Linked DNA regions of Mus musculus: region 1 is linked to region 2. The links are chromatin loops, found by intact Hi-C in ENCODE. Cell type or tissue: gastrocnemius. All regions are shown on one strand. Links, peaks and the distances in the headings refer to the core of each region. The heading gives the core; the rest is flanking DNA. Region 1 overlaps Gm30306 (a long non-coding RNA gene). Region 2 overlaps Ap3m2 (adaptor-related protein complex 3, mu 2 subunit).

Region 1 (4,394 bases), core at 128-4,127, 360 kb after region 2:
AAGTGGTAGCTGGAGCGTTGGGACCAAGTGCATTCATTTTTCTTTAAGGCTGGTACCCTGACTATAGCCTGAGGCTGGAAGACAAGTTCTGTGAGATGGATGGGATCCAGTGAACTGTGCTCTGAGTCCAGAAGGGCATGGGCACTTAATACCACACACCCTACTCTTCCTCTTCCGGTTCACACTAGTGGTCAAGGCTGGGACACATAGCTACTGGTTCCTTTACGTGCCCACACCCCCATGGGCCAGCTGCTGCCTGGGGGTGGGGGGTGGGGCGCGGGGTTCAGGTTCATGTCACTGAAAACTCTCTTGGAACTCTGGACTACAGCATCAACCGAAGCTTGCAGGGGCACCATCTTGGACATGGTGCTTTTATGGAAAGCGTGTGCCAGTAGGAGACCCTCCACTTACCATTTCCCCCCTCAACATTTGGAGTCCACAGGGTTACACCACTCGCCTGGTCCCCACAGGCTTCTGTGCCTGTGCCTGTGGCTCCAGGCTTTGCCTGGCATCAGCGGGTTGCAACAGGGCTTCCAGCTTGCTCCCTGAAATGCTGTGGAGTGGGCGTGGTGGTCTAGGGTGAAGACTCCCGCACCACCAGCAAAGGATGCTTGCATGGGTTCGGTGCCCTTCAGCCAGTCACCTTCCAGCTGCTGCGGATGGCTGGCGTTGCTATCCTCCAGATGAAGATGCTGAGGCAGAAGTGTGCGCCGCGTACTCCGGACACATGAGCTCACATTCATCCTGCTCTCTGAATGTCGTGCTCACCTCCCACTGTATTGCTGGTGAACTCCCGCTGGTATACTCCTGGAGCGTTTGTTAGATATTTGTGATGTACCCTGTGCTTCCCTTATCTTACTTCACTATCAAGATATCCTCAGGGCTGGGTGATTCTTCTCACCTTCTTTAGGACTTATTTGGTAGTGAATAAGAAACCAGAGAAGCCATGCAGTTTGCTGAGCAACCTCCTGCTCAATCCGGGCTGACTCTGGAGCTCCCAATTTTAACTATAATACACAAATAATAATACAATACAATACAATAAAAATAAACAATAAATAAAATAAAACACAATAATAAAAATATAGGAAAAAAAGGAAAATTTAGATTAAAAAAAAACCTTTAAGAATGACATGGTAGCAGACAGCTATTATCTCAGCTCTTGAGAGGCTGAGGCAGGAGAGTATGCACTTGAGACCAACCTAAATTGTGAGTACTGTTCCATCTCTGTCAGGATCGAGGTTCTTGCGCTTGCCAGATGAGAAATTCAGAAGTAACTTTTCTGTGAAGAGTAAGAATACTGTGCACAAAGTAAAGAAGAAACCAATTATGTGACTACCTTTGTGTAATAAAATGTTATCTAAAGTTAAAAAAAAAAAAGGAACAGGCCAAGCTATAGGGTAAGCTATTGTATAAAACAAAACAAATTATAAATTAAAAAAATAATAACAGTTGATGAAAAATCAGGGCTGGGACACAGCTCTGTGCTGGAGGACGTGCACGGCATTCTGCCCTGGGTTCTGTCCTCAGCACCAAAACCAAGTAAATAAAACAAGACTGAAAGAATAACAACACTGCAGGATGGAGAGGACCACCTGAGCATGTGTGTGTGTGTGTGTGTGTGTGTGTGTGTGTGTGTGTGTGTGTGTGTATGTGTGTGTACATGTGTGTGCATGTGAGAATGTGTATGTATGTTATATGTGTGTGCATGTGCGTACGTGTATTTGTGTATGCACGTGTTTGTGTGCACGAGTGGCTCTGCAGTTGGAACTGCTGACATCATCTAGGAACAACCTACCCAGCCTCAAAGGTGCTCTGAATCTCAAAGAAGGAGGACGGAAGGGAATTCTGGGTCTCAGTGCCCTGAGGCATGTCTTAAAGTGACAGAAGGACCCAGAATCAGAGGTGTAAAGTAACACAGTTGATCCTGGCAAGGCTTGTTAGGAGTGTTCAGTGAGCTAATGTCACTCACTGCCCATGGACTGTCATGCCCATCAGGAATAGCCTCTGGGTCTGTACGCACACTATGCTAACCAGTGTCACCACGTCGCACAGTAGAGCTAGAAACAGAAAGCTCCATTCTTGTCTGAGAGTTGATGCCCTGTTTTCCTCACCGGCCGCTGTGATCGACACTTGGCTTTCTGCGTCTGAGCTTGGTGGTCTTCAACTCCTCGGATAAGGGAGATTGCGCAGATCTGTTTTTCCATTCTCTGTTTATATGCATAGCATGTGCTCCAGTTCCACCCCTACTATCCAAAAGGAGGATGTCCTTTCTCATTTAAAACCTGTCCTTTCATTTATTTATTTGTGTATGGGGCAGGGGCGGTTCATGAAGGTCAGAGAACTTTCAGGAGTTGACTCTCCCTCCACTGTTTAAGTCCTGGGGATCCAAGGTAGGTCTGCAGCCTTAGCAAGAGCTTTCACCTGCTGAGGCGAGTCTCTTGGGGCTCAGGCTCCCCTTCCCATGGGTGAGTAGGATTCCCTCCTGTGCATATCCCCTGACTTTAAGGATTCTGCTGCGGATGCTGCCACACCTCAGCTATTGTGAACAGCCGGGTGTAGAAACCCAGTGTCTCTTCTGAAGATGATTTCAGGGCTTTTGAATAAGAATCCAGGTTGGCTGGATCGAGTTCTGTCTGGTTTGGGGAACTCCAGTCTCGAGTTGCCTAAGGGTTGTGCCGATTTGCTTCCCCCTAACAGTGGACAAGACTCCTGCTTAGTCACACCCATACCAAACAGTGTGAAGATGACATCGTGGTCTTAATTCACATTCCCCGGGACTGGGGATGGGACTCAGTGGTAGAATGAGTGTCTAGCATGCACAAGGCTCTGGTTTGTTATTTTGGTTTGGTTTGGGTTTTGTTTTATTTTTTGGTTTGGTTTGGTGTTTTGTTTTGTTTTGTTTTGTTTTGTTTTTTGAGACAGAGTTTCTGTGTGAAGCCCTGGCTGACCTGAAACTCATTCTGTAGACCAGGCTGGCCTTGAACTCAGAGATCTGCCTACCCTGGCCTCCAAGTGCTGACATTAAAGGTGTGCGCCGCCATCACCCAGCCAAGTCTCCTAAATTTTAACTGAGTTGTTTGTTGGCCAGCTATTTGAGTTGAGTCCCTTATACAGTCTGGATGCTATCCCTTTTTGAATATATAGCTCGAACATATTTTCCCACAGAGACGGAGCAAAGGAAAGTAGCAAGCTTTGGCATTCATTACGATGAGCAGGTTTACAAGGGAAATGTTCGTTTATACAGGAATGAGAATGAAAAGCTATCTCAGAGCTAACACTACTGACTCTGGGAACCTGCTTGCCCTCCCTCTTTTCCGAAGAGTGCATCACTTTCTCTTCTCCCTTGAGAAGCAAGCACAATATCAGCTTAGGAACCAAGTCCTGTTTGCTAAAGGCAAAACTGTCTTAACTAAAAACCTGCCACATTCCAGGTTCTGTAAAACTCGCTCAGCTTCGGGCGTTGAGGGGGAAATCTCCCTTGGGGTGGAGATTTAAAAAAAGAAAAAAAAAGGCCACCCTGAGATGGTCACAAGATAAGGCCACCCTGAGATGGTCACAAGATAAGGCCACCCTGAGATGGTCACAAGATTAAGACAACGCCTAAACCCATAGGAACCATGATGTATTTCTGGTGTTTTCTCAGCGCTGAGGAGGAAGCCGTTGTCCTCCCTTAGTATGTTTGGGACCATATTCAGTTCCAATGCTCAGTGTGTCCGTTCTCATCTCTCTATGATGCTGTTTTAATTGCTGCTGCAGTAGAGTGCAGCCTCAAGTGAGGGAATGTCTGAGGGCCCAGGCTTACTTCATCTTCTGCTGTGCTTGCCTTTGCTATTTTGGCTTCTCCTTCTTCTTTTAAAAAAAAAATGGTTTCATATAAATTTCAGGGTTTTTTTTCTAACTCACATGAGAAGGGACATTGGAATTTTGACAGGAATTACATCCCTGTGCATCATGGACAGGAGGACACCAGGCCAGAGGTCCCCGGTGATCACACTTCATAGCGTATGCACAATCGGTTTTCCCAGCTTTGTGCCTTCTATAGACTCCTTGGACAGAGCAGGGACACCCAGCCAGATGTCTTCAGCTGGCTTCCTCAGCTCGCCAAGGGTTCCTAGAACTCCTTGGGTGCAGATGATAACACACTGGAAAGAACCAGCTAGCCAGTGCCCCAGGACACACAGAATGGACAGAGGGGACAAACAGTGACTTTTAAAGCCCAGCTTGACTGAGACATAAAGTTTGTCTATCCCAACACCCTTGGGGTTGTTCTCAAATGGCCTGGATTGAATTCTGTTCCTGTAGCCAGGTGACACGAATACCCAAAGGCAGAGAAAGGCCACAAGGAGGCTGTTGTCCTGTCTGAGGAGGGATAGAGGCAGGCACCAACCTTC
Region 2 (4,394 bases), core at 315-4,314:
CCACCAGGTGCTACATAAAATTGAAGTACAATTATAACTATTAATTAAATAGTAATTATAATCTCCACATACAATTATAATTTCGGGTTAGATCCCCAGCACATGAAAGATAAGATGAGTTTCACAAGAACTCAGAGATGCCAGGGGTTGGGGAGCCTGGGCTTCCTCAATACCGCCCCTCCCCCACCTCCCAGGCCTCTCAAGCCCCACCCCGCTCACACCTGTGATGGTGTTGACCACTGTCCGGAGAATAGTGGGAGGCTTTATCAGTTCTTTGAGGATGTTTGACTCCGTAGCCAAGGGGAACCCGTTGTCCAGCATCTCTTCCAACACCTCGTACACCACCACCACATTGTCTTTGATCACTGGCTCGGAACAGACCCCAAAATAGTCCTGATGAAGACATAAGAATTGTATTTATCGCCGGGGCCTAGCAAACACAGAAGTGGATGCTCACAGTCAGCTATTGGATGGAACACAGGGCCCCCAATGGAGGAGCTAGAGAAAGCACCCAAGGAGCTAAAGGGAACTGCAACCCTATAGGTGGAACAACAATATGAACTAACCAGTACCCCGGAACTCTTGTCTCTAGCTGCATATGTATCAAAAGATGACCTAGTCAGCCATCACTGGAAAGAGAGGCCCTTTGGACTTGCAAACTTTATATGCCCCTTACAGGGGAATGCCAGGGCCAAAAAGGGGGAGTGGGTGGGTAGGGGATTGGGGGGGTGGGTAAGGGGGACTTTTGGGATAGCATTGGAGATGTAAACGAGGAAAATACCTAATTAAAAAAAGAGAGAAAAAAAAGAATTGTATTTATCACCCAGGCTGCAGGAAGAGATGAAGCAATACTCTTGACAGGAGGGACTTGCCTGACAGTGGTGTTTACCAGCAGGTCCAGGACATTTACTCAGGGGGAACAGGGTAGGGCCTCCCTTCTCCTGGGCGGCCTGGCTTAGGTTAACAACCAGGACGGGCATCTGATACCTGTGCTGTCAGTAGCCAGAGGAAGTCAAGCTCTTTGGATTGATTTCCTCGACTTGATAAAAAAAAATGTAACAAGGCTTACTTTAGTCTAGATATGTTCCTATATGAAAACGTATGAGCTGTGCAAAGTTGTACTAACTGATGTGATGTAGAATTGTACAGAAAACCTTTTAACTTTCCTCGTGTACTTTTCTTTGAAATTCACTCAGGAAAGGATGAAGTGGAGAGAGATAGTAGCCCAGCAGAGGTCCCTTTAGAGCATCCCCAAGGTTGGGAATCCCAAAAGTCTATCATTTACTTAAAGGGCTAATCACACACCGAACGTATCCAGGGCGTGGGGAAGTACGGAAGACCTAGGTCACACTCTTCTCATTCTCTCTCCCTTCCCAGTGCTCTGGATCAAACCTGGAGTCTCTTAGGTTGTAATCGTAAGTGTCACTTGTTAACTGTTTTTGGGCCCTGATTTAATGGCATAACGGGGCAACACTATGTGGGTATGTAAGCATGTTGTGTAAACTAAACATGGTTAAGATGACAACAGGAGCTGGGCGTGGTGGCCACACCTTTAATCCCAGCACTCGGGAGGCAGAGGCAGGCGGATTTCTGAGTTCGAGGCCAGCCTAGTCTACAGAGTGGGTTCCAGGACAGCCAGGGCTATACAGAGGAACCCTGTCTCGAAAACAAAACAAAACAAACAAACGAAAAAAAGACGACAACAGCAGTGACCAGTGTATGCTTCTAAAGTGTCAGGCCTGGCTCTTACAGGGCCTCCAAGAGGGCGACACGAATCACTGAATGGGGGAAGCACAAGCCAAAAAATCCTTCTTTCCTCGGGGACGGTGCTGACTGCTGAACTGAAGCCGGCCTCCTAGCTCTTCTATCTAAAGACGTAGGACAAGCTTGTACTTCATTCTTTCTTCTCCAGGTCACACTGAGGGCCCTTCACTGCTCAGGCAATGGATGGGCCTCGGAGAATGTCATTACCTGGCCCTTAAACTGATGCTATGAGATGTAGCCTAAACTACATCAGTGATAGGCACCAGTGAGAATCCAAGGTAAACTCAAAATAAACTTTAGGAATATATTCCAGAGAGAGAGAGCGCATAACTGAAGGAAAATACCATGTTCCTTTCTCAACAGTGATCTTCTATGAAAAATAAGTACTCATCCCAGGAGGATCTATAAACCAAACGTAATGTATAAGAAGCCCTTCAATGCAAGGTGCTACACAAAAGCAGTTGGCAATTCTGCCACCGGGACTCTGTTGCCTTTAAGAACTAAGAACAGATATTGCAAGAGGAGAAACGCTAAGCGAGGTGCTAAGCTCCACGCCGGCCCACGTTCCCCTGCAGCTTCAAAACTGAACCTGGTTCTACTTCCCCAGACCCCTCTATGGTTTTAAATTTTTGTTGTTGTTAATTTTTCTTCGTGTACAGGTATTTGTATGTCTGCCTTGTCTGTCTGTCAGCACATGTTCAACGAGTGTCCACAGAGGCCAGAAGAGGGCAGCAGATCACCTGGAACAGAAGCTATAAATAGATGTGAGCCACTATGTCGGGGGCTGGAAATTGAGCCTGGGTTCTGAAGAGCAGCTAGTGTTTTTTAACTGATGAGCCCCATCTCTGTGGTTTTAAACAGACAACACACACACACACACACACACACACACACACACACACACACTTCCTGGCTTTCAGTAAGTTACACAGTAATTGGTATGGCAATAGATTGTTAAGTGGTGTATGGGGTAACGTACTTAGAAATCACAGCAGGACCCATGGAAAGTAGCTTAACAACTTAACTACTGGATTCTTCTGTCTGCTCCGTATTCTGGGCTTGAAATAGTCGGCTTTTCATGGTGCATAGTTGCTGGCATGCAGCACGACGACTGGAATTCCAGAAGAATATTTTGAGATAAAATACGCTTTGATTCTCTTACCGTGAAAATTGTCCTGCTCCTGTGATGCGGGCGTGAGCACCGTGGACAGAACAAACTTGCTCCCACTGGGTCATTACAGGCTCCTCCCCTTTCCTAACCCCACAGTCCACACACACACACACACACACACACACACACACACACGGCTAACTCCAGACCTCACATGACAGACAAGTTAAACCAAAGAGCCCTTCTCCTAATCTTTCATCCATGTAATGCAAACAGCCACAGCCAGTAAAGCTGACAAGGACTGTGTGGACCTGTGCTTACACCGTGCTCCCATGTTGGGATCACTCTCCTCCCTCTCCCCGGCTCCCACAGAGCAGTGCTCTCAACCTTCCTTTAATATAATTCCCTTATGCTGGGGTGACCCGCCCCAACATAAAATTATTTTCATTGCTACTGCATAACTGTAATATTTCTACTGTTATAAATGACAATGTGAATATCTGATATGCAATCCCTGTGAAAGGGTAGTTTAACTCCTAATGGTGTCTCGACCCACAGGTTGAGAACCACCACCTTAGAGCGACAAATCAAGATGTAAACTACAACAAACCTCACATTCTCCCAAGAACAGAAAACCATGACAGCAACTCACATCAGCATACATGCTTCGTGTACGCAACTCATTCAGAATGAAAGCTGAACCCAGAGAGCCCTGCCAGGAGCAGTCCAAAGAAGTGCCTCTTAGCTTCTCCTCTTTGTTCTTTTAGAAAACTTGACACTTGTCATCTTTGGGACACAAGTCAAAGCAATGAGGCTAACAATGGCTAGCATAAATTTAACAGTACTAAAAAAAACCTCACAAAGTGGTGGTGGCCCACATCTTTAATCCCAGCACTTCAGAGGTAGAGGCAAGAAGATCTCTGTGAAATTGAGGCCATCCTGGTCTACAGAGTGAGTTCCAGGATAGCCAGGGCTACACAGAGAAACCCTGTCTAGAAAAAAAAAAGGTCTGTGTGTGTGTTTGTGTGTCTGTCTGTCTATCTATCATGAATAAATGAACTCTAATTGTGAGCAAAGCTAAGAAAGAACATGCATTCATGTGTAACGGGTGGCTCTCTCACGCAAGAGACCTCAGAGCATCCAAATGGTTTTTTTGAATGCAGCCAACTAAGAAAATAGGAAGAAACTTAGACAGGATATGAGCTATGCTCAGTTTTGATTCTTAAAAAAATACTCTAAACCCAAGCTAAAAACAATGGAGACAGTACTATAAAAATATGTTTGCAAGATGGCATGGCAGCTTATGCCTATAATCCCAGCACCTAGAAGGCTGAGGCAGGAGGATGGCTGCAAATATGCTGGGCTACGCAGCTCAGGCTAGCCTGGGCTACACAATGCCAGCCCACCAAAGGTTTGGTTCTTTTATGGCTTATATACATTTCTATACACTCTCACATTTACAAACCTGAAATGTATCCACTACTCGGTGAAGGAATTCAATGACAAACAGAGGCGGGAC

Evidence for each region. Hi-C counts contacts between places; a loop is a spot of excess contacts. Peaks named below come from ENCODE experiments on the same cell type or tissue, not always from the same donor. Only the 100,000 strongest peaks of a DNase experiment are listed, where the experiment ranks them.
Region 1: a loop joins it to region 2, with 5 times the contacts of the local background. A loop is called at or near these places in 1 of 42 quality-filtered maps.

Annotation. Positions count from the first base shown.
Region 1 is chr8:23,160,779-23,165,172 of GRCm38, forward strand. Gm30306 (a long non-coding RNA gene) reads right to left here. Exons shown (of 3, transcript XR_378803.4): 3 at 3,963-4,394. Among named protein-coding and RNA genes, the nearest start is that of Gm30247, 5.4 kb to the right of the region's middle. In gastrocnemius, for the core only: no CTCF peak of the experiment used is centred there; no DNase peak of the experiment used is centred there.
Region 2 is chr8:22,799,420-22,803,813 of GRCm38, forward strand. Ap3m2 (adaptor-related protein complex 3, mu 2 subunit) reads right to left here. Exons shown (of 9, transcript NM_029505.3): 2 at 4,341-4,394; 3 at 222-393. Among named protein-coding and RNA genes, the nearest start is that of Ap3m2, 4.0 kb to the right of the region's middle. In gastrocnemius, for the core only: a CTCF peak has its summit at 2,479 (motif pointing right); a DNase peak (open chromatin) is centred at 2,476; H3K4me3 peaks cover 280 bases; H3K27ac peaks cover 212 bases.